Linked DNA regions of Homo sapiens: region 1 is linked to region 2. A link is an interaction called in ENCODE POLR2A ChIA-PET data of the cell type or tissue named here. Cell type or tissue: GM12878. All regions are shown on one strand. Links, peaks and the distances in the headings refer to the core of each region. The heading gives the core; the rest is flanking DNA.

Region 1 (5,370 bases), core at 64-5,063, 150 kb after region 2:
CAACTCCTGGGCTCAAGCAATCTGCCTGCCTTGGCCTCCCAAAGTGCTGGGATTACAGGTGCGTGCCACCACGCCTGGCCTTGAATGTCTTAATTCACTTAGGGCTTGGGCCAGCATCTCTGGTGTGGCTTTCTACCTCTGCCAATGCCACTCGCCTTGCACTCTGACATCTCTGAGCCTTTGCTCTGTCTGCAGTTCTCTTCCCAAATCATCATCTCCCTTGTCTAAACCCACTCATCCTTCCAGGCCTAGCCTTCCTAGATGTCCTATGGATGTGCCCTCCAAGGCTTGCACCTGCATCTTCCTACCCTGTGCCATGGTGGTTGGTGGCTGGGACTGTTTGGGGAACAGCTGGTTTGACAGAGACATCTCTGGGGGCTGTGGGCATATGGACCCATAAGCCAGAGGGAGACCTCTGCAATGAACCTGGGACCCTTCCTGGGGTTGCTGTGGCTGGGGAGTGTCCTCCTCTCTTGCCCCTTCCCTCCCTCTAATCCTGGTCCAGATGCAGGATTGCACACATGGGGAAACTGAGGCCACAGTGGGCATGACCTACGCAGGATCCCCTAGCTAGAAAACCACATAGCAGATCTGGTTCCAAAGTTGGGCCCATCTCCTGGCATCTTCTATTAGGCCTTAGTGTGGATTGGGATGGGCCAGGAAACCTCCCTCTTCCTTCCCAGTGCACCCACATGGCTGGCTTTGTTAATCTTCCATATGTGGGTAAACATCTTGTGCAGGACCAGAACATATGTGTGTGTGTGGTGGGGGTGGGGGGCAAGTTCTCCATCTATCTGCCCCACATGGAACTTTCTGTACGATATGGCCCCATGTCCATGGGGGAGGGGGTTGAGAAAGAATGAGGAGACAGTGCCTGGGGGTTGGGGAGGGGTCTGTGTTTGGAGGATAGTAGCCTTGAACACGGGCAATCTCTGGAAGTGAGTGAGCACCTCTTATGTTAGGGGTTGTTGGGAGGGGGGCCTTCCACCTCCTTTGACCCAGTCCCTTTATTCTTAGGGATGTTGCCCCAGGGAGGTTCCCTGGGTAATTCCCTTTTCCTCTCCTTTAGAGCAGGTCGGACCACAGCTTGCTGGGGGCCTAAGGCCTGGGGAAGGCATGCTTTGAGCATGAGGTCCTGTCCCCTAGGGTGGGAAGGTGGGGCTGAGAGGGATCGGATCCTCCAGCCCTGGAAGGCAGCAGCCCCAGGGGAAGGGGGCAACAGCTGTGGTGCGGGCCAGGAACCTGACACCAGGAGTGGGCCCCAAACACCCTCCAGAAAGAGCAGGGAAGGGCAAGCAGGCGCCCCAGGGGCAGCAACAGCAGGCACAGATGCTCTGGGGTGGGCCCACCAGTCCCTGCTCAGCCTCCTTGCCATGTGGGTATCATGCTTCTCTTGTTGTCTCTGATGAAGGGGAGAAATAGTGCTACAATCCCAGCGTGAGGCAACCATGAGGAAATTCTTCCTCTAGTTTTCCTTGGCTTAGAACTATCTTCTGAGGGTATCCCCAGGAGGCCACAGGCCAGGCATGCCCCTTCCCTAGGTCCTTGGGGAAGGTGTTCTAGGTTCCACAGGTGGGTTAAGCTGGGGGAGTCCTCCCTGGCTTTGCAGTAAGGGCTCTAGGCTTGAGCATGGCTCAACCAGTGGCTGTGTCACTTTGGATAGGTTAGCTAATGTCTCTGAGCCCTGTCTACTCGTTGGTAACCTGAGCTTGGCCTGGGTGAGTTGATGCTGCAGGACAAGCAGTTCTCAATCCCAGCTCCCTGTCAGGGCCTGAGGAGGCAGTTAGCCCTGTGTCCCGTGTCCTGTGTCCCCAACCCTTCCATGTATCAGAATGCCTGGGCTCCACCACAGGCTCCAGGCATAGGACCCTAGCACCAACATTTTTAAAAAACTACTCAGGTGATTCTTTTTTTTTTTTTTTTTTTTGTGACAGAGTTTCGCTCTTGTTGCCCAAGCTGGAATGCAATGGCACGACCTCAGCTCCACGCAACCGCCACCTCCCAGGTTCAAGTGATTCTCCTGCCTCAGCCTCCCGAGTAGCTGGGATTACAGGTGCCCACCACCATGCCTGGCTAATTTTTTGTATGTTTAGTAGAGACAGGGTTTCACCATGTTGGCCAGGCTGGTCTTGAACTCCTGGCCTCAAGTGATCCACCCGCCTTGGCCTCCCAAAGTCCTGGGATTACCAGCGTGAGCCACGGCGCCTGGCCTACTCAGGTGATTCTCAGGTGCAGCCAGGTAGGAACCAGAGGTTACATTATGCTGGGTCAAATACAAAGTACCACCCACCCCTCTCCACAGGAGGGGAGGGAAAGAGCACAGACACTCAGCTCTGAGCAGAGCTTCTCCTCTGCCTGGGGTTGGGGGGATGTGGGGAGACGGAGGAGAGAGGAAGAGAAGTGGAGAGGGGGAAGAGAGGGAAGAAGAAAAGGGGGGAAGAGGGGAGAAAGGAGGAAGAAGGGAAGGAGAGGAGAATGGGGAAAGAGAAAAAGGGGGATGAGGGAGGACGGGGAGGAAGGAGGGAAGGGGAGGTGGAGGAGGGGGAGGGAAGGGGAGGGAAAAAGGTAGAGGTGGGCTGCCATTTATCCAATAGCCCCTGTGCCCGTTGCCTGATTCTTTTTTGATTGTTGTTGCTGAAGAGGGAATGTGAATTTCAAGGCTAAAGGCAGAGGGACCGCCTGGGCCAGAGCTCCCAGGCAGCCTTGGGGCTTTTGCAGGCCTCAGGGCCCTGCAGGTGGTGTTTCCTTCGTAAGACGGCTGCTCAGGCCGGGTGCGGTGGCTCACGCTTGTAATCCCAGCACTTTGGGAGGCTGAGGCAGGCAGATCACGAGGTCAGGAGATTGAGACCATCCTGGCTAACATGGTGAAACCCTGTCTGTACTAAAAATACAAAAATTAGCTGGGCGTGGTGGCGCATACCTGTAATCCCAGCTACTCGGGAGGCTGAGGCAGGAGAATCGCTTGAACCAGGGAGTCAGAGGTTGTTGTGAGCCGAGATTGCGCCACTGCACTCCAGCCTGGCAGCAGAGGGAGGCTCCGTCTCAAAAAAAAAAAAAAAAATAGGGCTGCTCGTTCCCATCGGTGGCACTTTCCTCTGTGCCAGGCTCCAGGCTCTGCACCAGTTTACCTGCTTTAGCCCTCCTGGGAGCCCCATGGGGCTGGACCTCTCATCATCCCGATGACCAACTTAGGGGCGCAGTATCTAGCTTGTCCAGGGTGCAGCTGGGACCCCCAGGCCGCCCTCATGCCACCATCACACTTCATAAACAGTTTGGTGCTGAAAGGGCCTTAGCGAATGAAAAAAGTTTAGCAATGAGAAAGGCAGTCAAGCCCCAATGCAGGGTGTTCACAGAAAAGTGGAGCCCTCGGGCCAGCCAGGAGCCCACGTGGACAGGGAGGAGAGGAACCCTGAGCGTCTCCTCCCTGAGGCTGCACAGGCGGTGCAGTGTAGGGAACTGGGAGCCTGGTGGGCCAACCCCTCAAATTCACACCTGTGGGTGACAGTGGGGCTAGGGACCAGCCAGGGCCACCACGGGGCCCGTCCATGGTCCCCAGTGATGGGGAAAGTTTCCTCCCCAGCCTGGATGGGAGCCTCAGATCAGAGCCAGGAGGTTCCAGGGCAGCGTCCCCTAATCCTCGGTGGTTTTCCAGAGAGGAGGCTTCCATGTGAGAACCCCCAGTCCTTCATACCAAAGACAGCCAACTCAAGGCTAGGCCAGCACAGACACAGGTTTTGCTGAGAAATGAGTTGCCAAAGTCACTGGTATGGCCTTGACCCCCTGCCTCGGGTGGGGACAGACTGAAGCCTCTATTTGCTGAGGAGGGACCTGGAGGAGGCTGACGCTGGGTTGGGGCCACGGTGGGTGCTGTGACGAGCCAGCCCTGGCTTGCGCTGCAGCAGTCCCTACTTCCCACCTTCTCCCATCCTCCCAACCACCCATTTTTCAGAGGAGAGGTAACCCTCCGTGCCCCAGCCTGTGAAGTGGGCAGTGGGAGGTCACAAGTGGGGCACCTGACCCAGGGCTCTCTGCCCAACCCCCACACCAAGTTCCTGGTGGTGGTGCACAGGGGGTTTCCCTGGGATCCCCCCAAAATGGGCTGTGAGCAGAAAGGAGGGCACAGGGGCCGGGCTTTGGAAACAGGCTTCAGTACACGGAGAGCGTCCCGGAATGCAGACCCAGGCAGTATTGAAAAGGAGCTGCTACCCAGAAAGACAAAACCCTAACATCTCAGGGAACCAGGCAGGGGCTGGCCCTGCAGACGCTCACAGAAATAGCAGCCAGAGATGCCCTAGGCTGGAAGCCTGGTGGTGGCACACCCTGGCACCGTGGGCCCATCCAGGAACAACTGGTAACTGAGAACTGTTTAAGTTCCAAAGCTTATGAATGATTTCCACCATTTACATTGTTTTATATTGATATAACCTAGAGAATGTTCCAGGTTACCCTATAGAGGCAGTGCTCTTGCTTGTTTACATGCCAAAGTGCTCTGTGGAAGAGGTGACGAAAGGGTGGCATCCCTGGGTAAGTAAGTGCCTATGAAGAAGTAGCCCAACCAATGGCTTTGCAGCACACAATGTCCCAGTGGGGAAACTGAGGGCCAGAGAGGGGAAGGGACATGTCCAAGGTCACATGGTGATGGGACACCCAGGGCTGGGCCACTGGTCCGTGCCTGACCTCCAGTGGGTCTGCCAGCCAAGGGTGAGGAAGGCTGTGGGGAGGGGAGGTGGCCAAGTCAGGCTTCCCCCTCCACCTCGTCCTCGCTGGCACAGCCCTCGGACACAGCTCTGCGCCGGGATGCCCGCCTCTCCAGGTACTCTGCCTTAAGCTGCTCCAGCTCCCGCAGCTCAGCCTCCAGCCGCTCCCGGTGGACCATGCGCAGCTGCCGCAGCTGTTTCATGCGGAAGGGGTTCATGTCATTGAAGGCGATGTTCATCAGCTTCCTGGGAGGAGGGCACAATCAGCCCAGAGCACGTCACCCCACCTGGCCGGCGTTTACCCGGCTCTCCCAGACAGACATCCCCGCATTCCTTCTGCCTTTGTGGCTGAGCCCTGACCCCTGCCCTCAGGAGGAAACAATGAATAAGATGATTTCCACCCACAGAGATATGTACTGAGGCAGGAGGAAGATCAGAAGAAAGACACCTAACCCAGCAGGGAAGGGCTGGTCAGGGAAGGCTTCTTGGAGGAGGTGACCCACGTGTGAGCTGAGTTTTAAGGAATGAATAAAAGGTGACCAGGCAAAGAAGATAGTGGTGGTGGAAGTGGCAAGGAGGCATTCTAAGTAAAAGAAACTGCAAGAGCAAAAGCCCAAAGGTGGGGTTGTCCTAGGAACTCGTATAATTCTGTTTTCCAGGATCACTGGCCATG
Region 2 (5,370 bases), core at 175-5,174:
CTGTAGTACCAGCTACTCAGGAGGCTGAGGCAGAAGAATCACTTGAACCTGGGAGATGGAGGTTGCAGTGAGCCGAGATCACGCCACTGCACTCCAGCCTGGAGACAGAGCGAGACTCTACCTCAAAAAAAAAAAAAAAGAGTTTACTTAAGTCATGCAATCTTGAAAAAGCATTTGATTAGTCTTTCTTTTTTGATAAAGTATTTGATTTAAGCACTTTTATTTTTCTTTAAGCCAGTTAATTAGAACTCATACATTTTTAGTAGTGAAACATTGTGTATACAACACATAAATACATAGACGTATTAGGCATGCCAATAGAAGTACATCTTATAGACTCATAAGACCTCTTTTTTTCCCCCTATTTAGACTTGCAAATTCTTGATAACCTGTTTCTTTACTCTAGGGAATTGTCAGCTGACTAGCCCTAAATTTGCATTTTTTTTTTTTTTAGATGGAATCTCGCTCTATTGCCCAGGCTGGAGTGCAATGGCGCGATACTGGCTCACTGCAACCTCCCCCTCCTGGGTTCAAGCGATTCTTCCGCCTCAGCCTCCCGAGTAGCTGGGATTACAGGCATGTGCCACCATGCCCAGCTAATTTTTGTATTTTTAGTTTTGCCATGTTGGCCAGGCTGGTCTGGAACTCCTGACCTCAGGTGATCTGCCCACCTCAACCTTCCAAAGTGCTGGGATTACAGGCATGGGCCACCATGCCTGGCTAATTTGCATGTTAAAGCAAACAACTCTTAGGTGAAAAATCAGATAGCAAAATTTACATCTCTAAATTCAGAGAGGAAAAAGTCTGGTGTGCTAGAGGGAAGTTAAAACTGATTTAATTGCCAGTTAAACATAAAATTATAGAAATCTATCATAAAGGAAATACACACACACAGACACACATACACACACACAGAGAGAGATCCTATAGCTTTTACTTCAGAACTCTAGCCATGAGATAAACACAAATTCACTGGCTTGCAAAAAAAAAAAAAGTTTGGATCTAAACAGTGGTTTTTATCTCAGTAGAAAAGTAACAGCAGAGTTAAAGCAAGCAGAAAAGAAAATAGAGAGAAAGAGAACTTAGAAATTCTGTGGACCTTTGGGCTCTTTTTCCTTAATGCAGTGGTCATCTTGTGCACAAAGACCATAATATTTCCATTTTACACAAATTCTAACAAGTAGAGGTGCCATAACACTAAGAGTGCCCCAAAAGGGGTTACTCTTCTTGTTTTCTCCGCCTTCTTAGATTATTTGTTTCCTTTTTTTTTTTTTTTTTTTCTTAAAAGGAGGAACTGAGCTGTGTCCTAGGGCTTTTGTGGAGTGGGTCAAAGTGTGTGCTGCTTGAGGGCAGCACTCCATAGTGTGTCACCACTGAGGTGTTACTGCCCTCTTAGCGTCTCAGTTTCTGACTCTGCAGGTCTAAGCCCCTTCAGGAGGGCTGAAAGTGCGGAGTCATCAGCTTCCATATGCCCTTCCTGGACAAGCCTTTTTAAAACTAATTTTGGTGAGGGTTCCCTGTAGGGCCGTTGCACGTCATGAGGGTCAACCCTCCAGACACTCCCATGTGGCCCCCGGTCACCCAGGGGCGCCTTTCAGCTAGCAAGGGCAAAATGCCCTTTCTCTTTTTTTTTTTTTTTTTTTTTTTTGAGAAAGAGTCTTGGTCTGTCACCAGGCTGGAGTGCAGTGGCACCATCTCGGCTCACTGCAACCTCCAACTCCCTGGTTCAAGCTATTCTCCTGGTTCAGCCTCCCGAGTAGCTGGGATTACAGGCACGCGCCACCATGCCCAGCTAATTTTTGTATTTTTAGTAGAGATGAGGTTTCACCATGTTGGCCAGGATGGTCTTGATCTCCTGACCTCGTGATCTGCCCGCCTTGGCTTCCCAAAGTGCTGGGATTACAGGCATGAGCCACCGTGCCTGGCTGCAAAATGCTCTTTCTCTTGGATGCTGAGTAAACTCAGTCTGTCATTTACCTATGAAAACAACAGTTCAGTTCCTCACTTAAATGTACACAGACAAGCCAAATTGAGATTAATTTTGGGAGAAAAAGCAATGGAGAAGACCCTTTAGAATGCGCCTCTGAGCTCAGTGTGGTGGCTCACACCTATAATCACAGCACTTTGGGAGGCCAAGGCGGGTGGATTGCCTGAGCTCAGGAGTTTGAGACCACCCTGTGCAACATGATGAAACCCTGTCTCTATTAAAACACAAAAAATTAGCTGGGTATGACGGTGCATGCCTGTGGTCCCAGCTACGTGAGAGGCTGAGGCAGGAGAATTGCCTGAACCCAGAAGGCGGAGGTTGCAGTGAGCCAAGATTGCACCACTGCACTCCAGCCTAGGTGACAGAGCAGACTCTGTCTCCAAAAAATAAAAATAAAGAATGCACCTCCGAACTAGAAGTAGGATCCTTAAACAACAGCCTCCTAAGACAGAAAAAAAACAACAGCCAAGACTACTTCCTGTAAATTGTGCTCAGCCACCCCTAACTTTGTAGCTCTCGTCCACCATTTCACATGCCAAGGTCAAATCCTCTCTCAGTACAAGGTCATCTCTGGTATCTCTTGTTAAATCAAGTTTAGCCTAAAGCTGCCTCCTTACATATTTTAAGTTCAGCCTAAAGGTTTCTCTGTACATCGTGAACTATAACAAGTGGAGGTATAAACAAACCATGGCCCACACCTGTGCCAATTACTGAGTTTTTGGCCAATCAAATGTAGCCAACTGTTTGAACTGTGTTCAAATAAGACAAATGCTGAGCTGTAACCAATCCAGTTGTTTCTGAACCTCACTTCCGTTTTCTGTACATCACTTCCCTTTTTCTGTCGTAAACCTTCTTCCACCACATGGCTGTGCTAGAGTTTCTGAGCCTAGCCTGGCTCAAAAGGCTCCCCAGTTCATGGATTGTTCATTTCTCAACTAAACTCCTTTAAATTTAATTCAGCTGAAGTTTTGCTTTCATCAGATGGGGTCAGAAACAGGATCTGAAGTAGAGCTTCTTCTAATGACCCCCAGGGGTGCTGAGTGATCAAGCAAGGTACCTGCAGGACCCATTTGTGTCCATTGATCTCTTGGAGCAGCTGGGGATCATGGTAAGTTCTTGCTCAGATTTCAGAACTCCATGGATTTGTGCTTTGAGCTCTCCGAGTTTCTTTGAGGAAATTTCTGTTCCAAACTGGGTTTGGAAATCACAACAGAAATTGGACTGGGTCCGGGATTGAATTAGATCTGGTAATTAACTGGCTTGGATCCAGTTAAGGCCTCTTACAACTGACTGGGTCAGAAAGAAACTGGTAGTAAATGGTAATATTGCAGGGGGTGTAAAATTTGGGTTTTGGAAATTCACAGGGATTTTTGTTTTTCACCCCTTTGTTTCATTTTTCTTCAGTGCTTACACAGGAAAAAAAATCATTGGCTAAGTTAATCAAGGGAACCCGAGAGCAAACCCAATATCCTAGGTAAAAATTTGATACTTAATTTCTGAAGAACTGAGTTCCTTCTGACTTATACATGCGTAAGTATTAGGGCCCTGGAAGCAGCGAAGTCTTACAGAAATGGTGAAATCGTACTAAAGGTAACTTACAGTGGAACATTCCAAATGAATAAAACTGCACTGAAATGCATTTGAAAATGAGGGCTCCCTAATTAGTCTCATCTAGGGATGTCTGTTGATATGCAGAAGAGTTTTTTTGTTTTTTGTTTTTTTTTTCAGAGATGGAGTTTCGTTCTTGTTGCCCAGGCTGTAGTGCAATGGCGTGATCTCGGCTCACAGCAACCTCCGCCTCCCGGGTTCAAACAATTCTCCTACCTCAGCCTCCTGAGTAGCTGGGATTACAGGCATGCGCCACCACACTCGGCTAATTTTGCATTCTTATTAGAGAGGGGGTTTCACCATATTGGCCAGGCTGATCTTGAACTCCTGACCTTGTGATCCACCCGCCTTGGCCTCTCAAAGTGCTGGGATTACAGGCGTGAGCCACTGCGCCCAGCTGATATGCAGAAGAGTTTAAAAAGATTTCCATATTTTTATTTAAAGCCTTTACAAAAGGCAAATAAAAAGCTTAGGCAACTAATTGATTAAAAAAAATTAAATCTGCCTTGTACTCTTTGCTGACAGCTATGAGTGACAGGATTAGGCACGTACAGGACCTTAGAACCTGGGGAAACTTTTCCCCCCAAAGGTGAAATTTAAGGGCTGATGGGACAGCTGGAAAAGGTCCCTTTGTGACCAAAAAGTGACCACTTGAACTTTTGATTCAGTATCACTGCAATGGGTGGGTGATATGGCTTTGTTGTGTCCCCAACTAAATCTCATCTTGAATTGTAGCTCCCATAATTCCCATGTGTTGTGGGAGGGACCTAGTGGGAGAGAATTAAATCATGGTGGCGGTTTCCCCCATACTGTTCTCATGGTAGTGAGTAAGTCTCACGAGATTTGATGGTTTTTATAAGGGGAAATCCCTTTTGCTTGGTTTTCATTCTCTCGTCTGCTGCCATGTAAGACGTGCCTTTTGCCTTTCACCATAACTGTGAGGCCTCCCCCACCACGTGGAACTGTGAGACCATCAAACCTCTTTTTCTTTATAAATTACCCAGTCCTGGGTGTGTCTTTATCAGCAGTGTGAAAATGGACAAATACAGTAAATTAGTACCAGTAGAGTGGACCACTGCTGTAAAGATACCCAAAAAGATATTCAAGCTCTAACAGCCTGGGACTCCTTGGGTAAAACAGGAGGCACCACAGAGCCTGTTTTGGGAAAAACCTCTGTTTTTCTCATGAAACCCCAGGAATTGGAAGCAGTTAGAGCCCTCTCAAAATCTAAGGCTCTGTTCTTTTCTGCATTGCATTATCTGATATTTTTGAGTTTTGGGGGTACCAGAAGTTACTTCACATTATGAGAGAAATTTAGTGTGTAATAGCTAGGTAGGAAATACAGTTTTGGGGATAGCTAATGGCAATTATGGGGGAATTCTCAGCTCTTTGCATGTTCGGATCAGAGAAGCATGCTCTTGGCCACCTAGAAAGCATGGAAATGAGCCGGGCGTGGTTCCTCATACCTGTAATCCCAGCACTTTGAGGGGGTCAAGGCAGGTGGATCACAAGGTCAGGAGTTTGAGACCAGCCTGGCCAATGTGGTGAAACTTCATCTCTACTAGAAATACAAAAATTAGCTGGGCGTGGTGGCACATGCCTGTAGTGCCAGCTACTCAGGAGGCTGAGGCAGAAGAATCGCTTGAACCCAGAAGGTGGAGGTTGCAGTGAGCTGAGATCATGCCACTGCACTCCAGCCTGGGTGATGGTGTGAGACTCCTTCTCAAAAAAAAAAAAAAAAAAAGTATGGAAATGTCACCCACACCCCCTGACTG

The links. Peaks named below come from ENCODE experiments on the same cell type or tissue, not always from the same donor. Only the 100,000 strongest peaks of a DNase experiment are listed, where the experiment ranks them.
Region 1: POLR2A ChIA-PET joins it to region 2 with 5 read pairs; 11 of 35 experiments call an interaction of 5 or more read pairs at or near these places.

The regions. Positions count from the first base shown.
Region 1 is chr9:98,194,646-98,200,015 of GRCh38, forward strand. TBC1D2 (TBC1 domain family member 2) reads right to left here. Exons shown (of 13, transcript NM_001267571.2): 13 at 4,366-4,943. The coding sequence ends at 4,736. Among named protein-coding and RNA genes, the nearest start is that of CORO2A, 4.7 kb to the left of the region's middle. RefSeq lists enhancers at 736-1,252, 3,608-4,475, 4,476-5,343. In GM12878, for the core only: no CTCF peak of the experiment used is centred there; no DNase peak of the experiment used is centred there.
Region 2 is chr9:98,042,745-98,048,114 of GRCh38, forward strand. LOC124902227 (a long non-coding RNA gene) reads left to right here and starts at 2,828. Exons shown (of 2, transcript XR_007061687.1): 1 at 2,828-3,095; 2 at 3,716-5,370. It also overlaps a transcript of TRIM14 not described here. RefSeq lists enhancers at 2,861-2,930, 3,031-3,080. In GM12878, for the core only: a CTCF peak has its summit at 2,847; a DNase peak (open chromatin) is centred at 2,807; H3K4me3 peaks cover 2,909 bases; H3K27ac peaks cover 2,143 bases.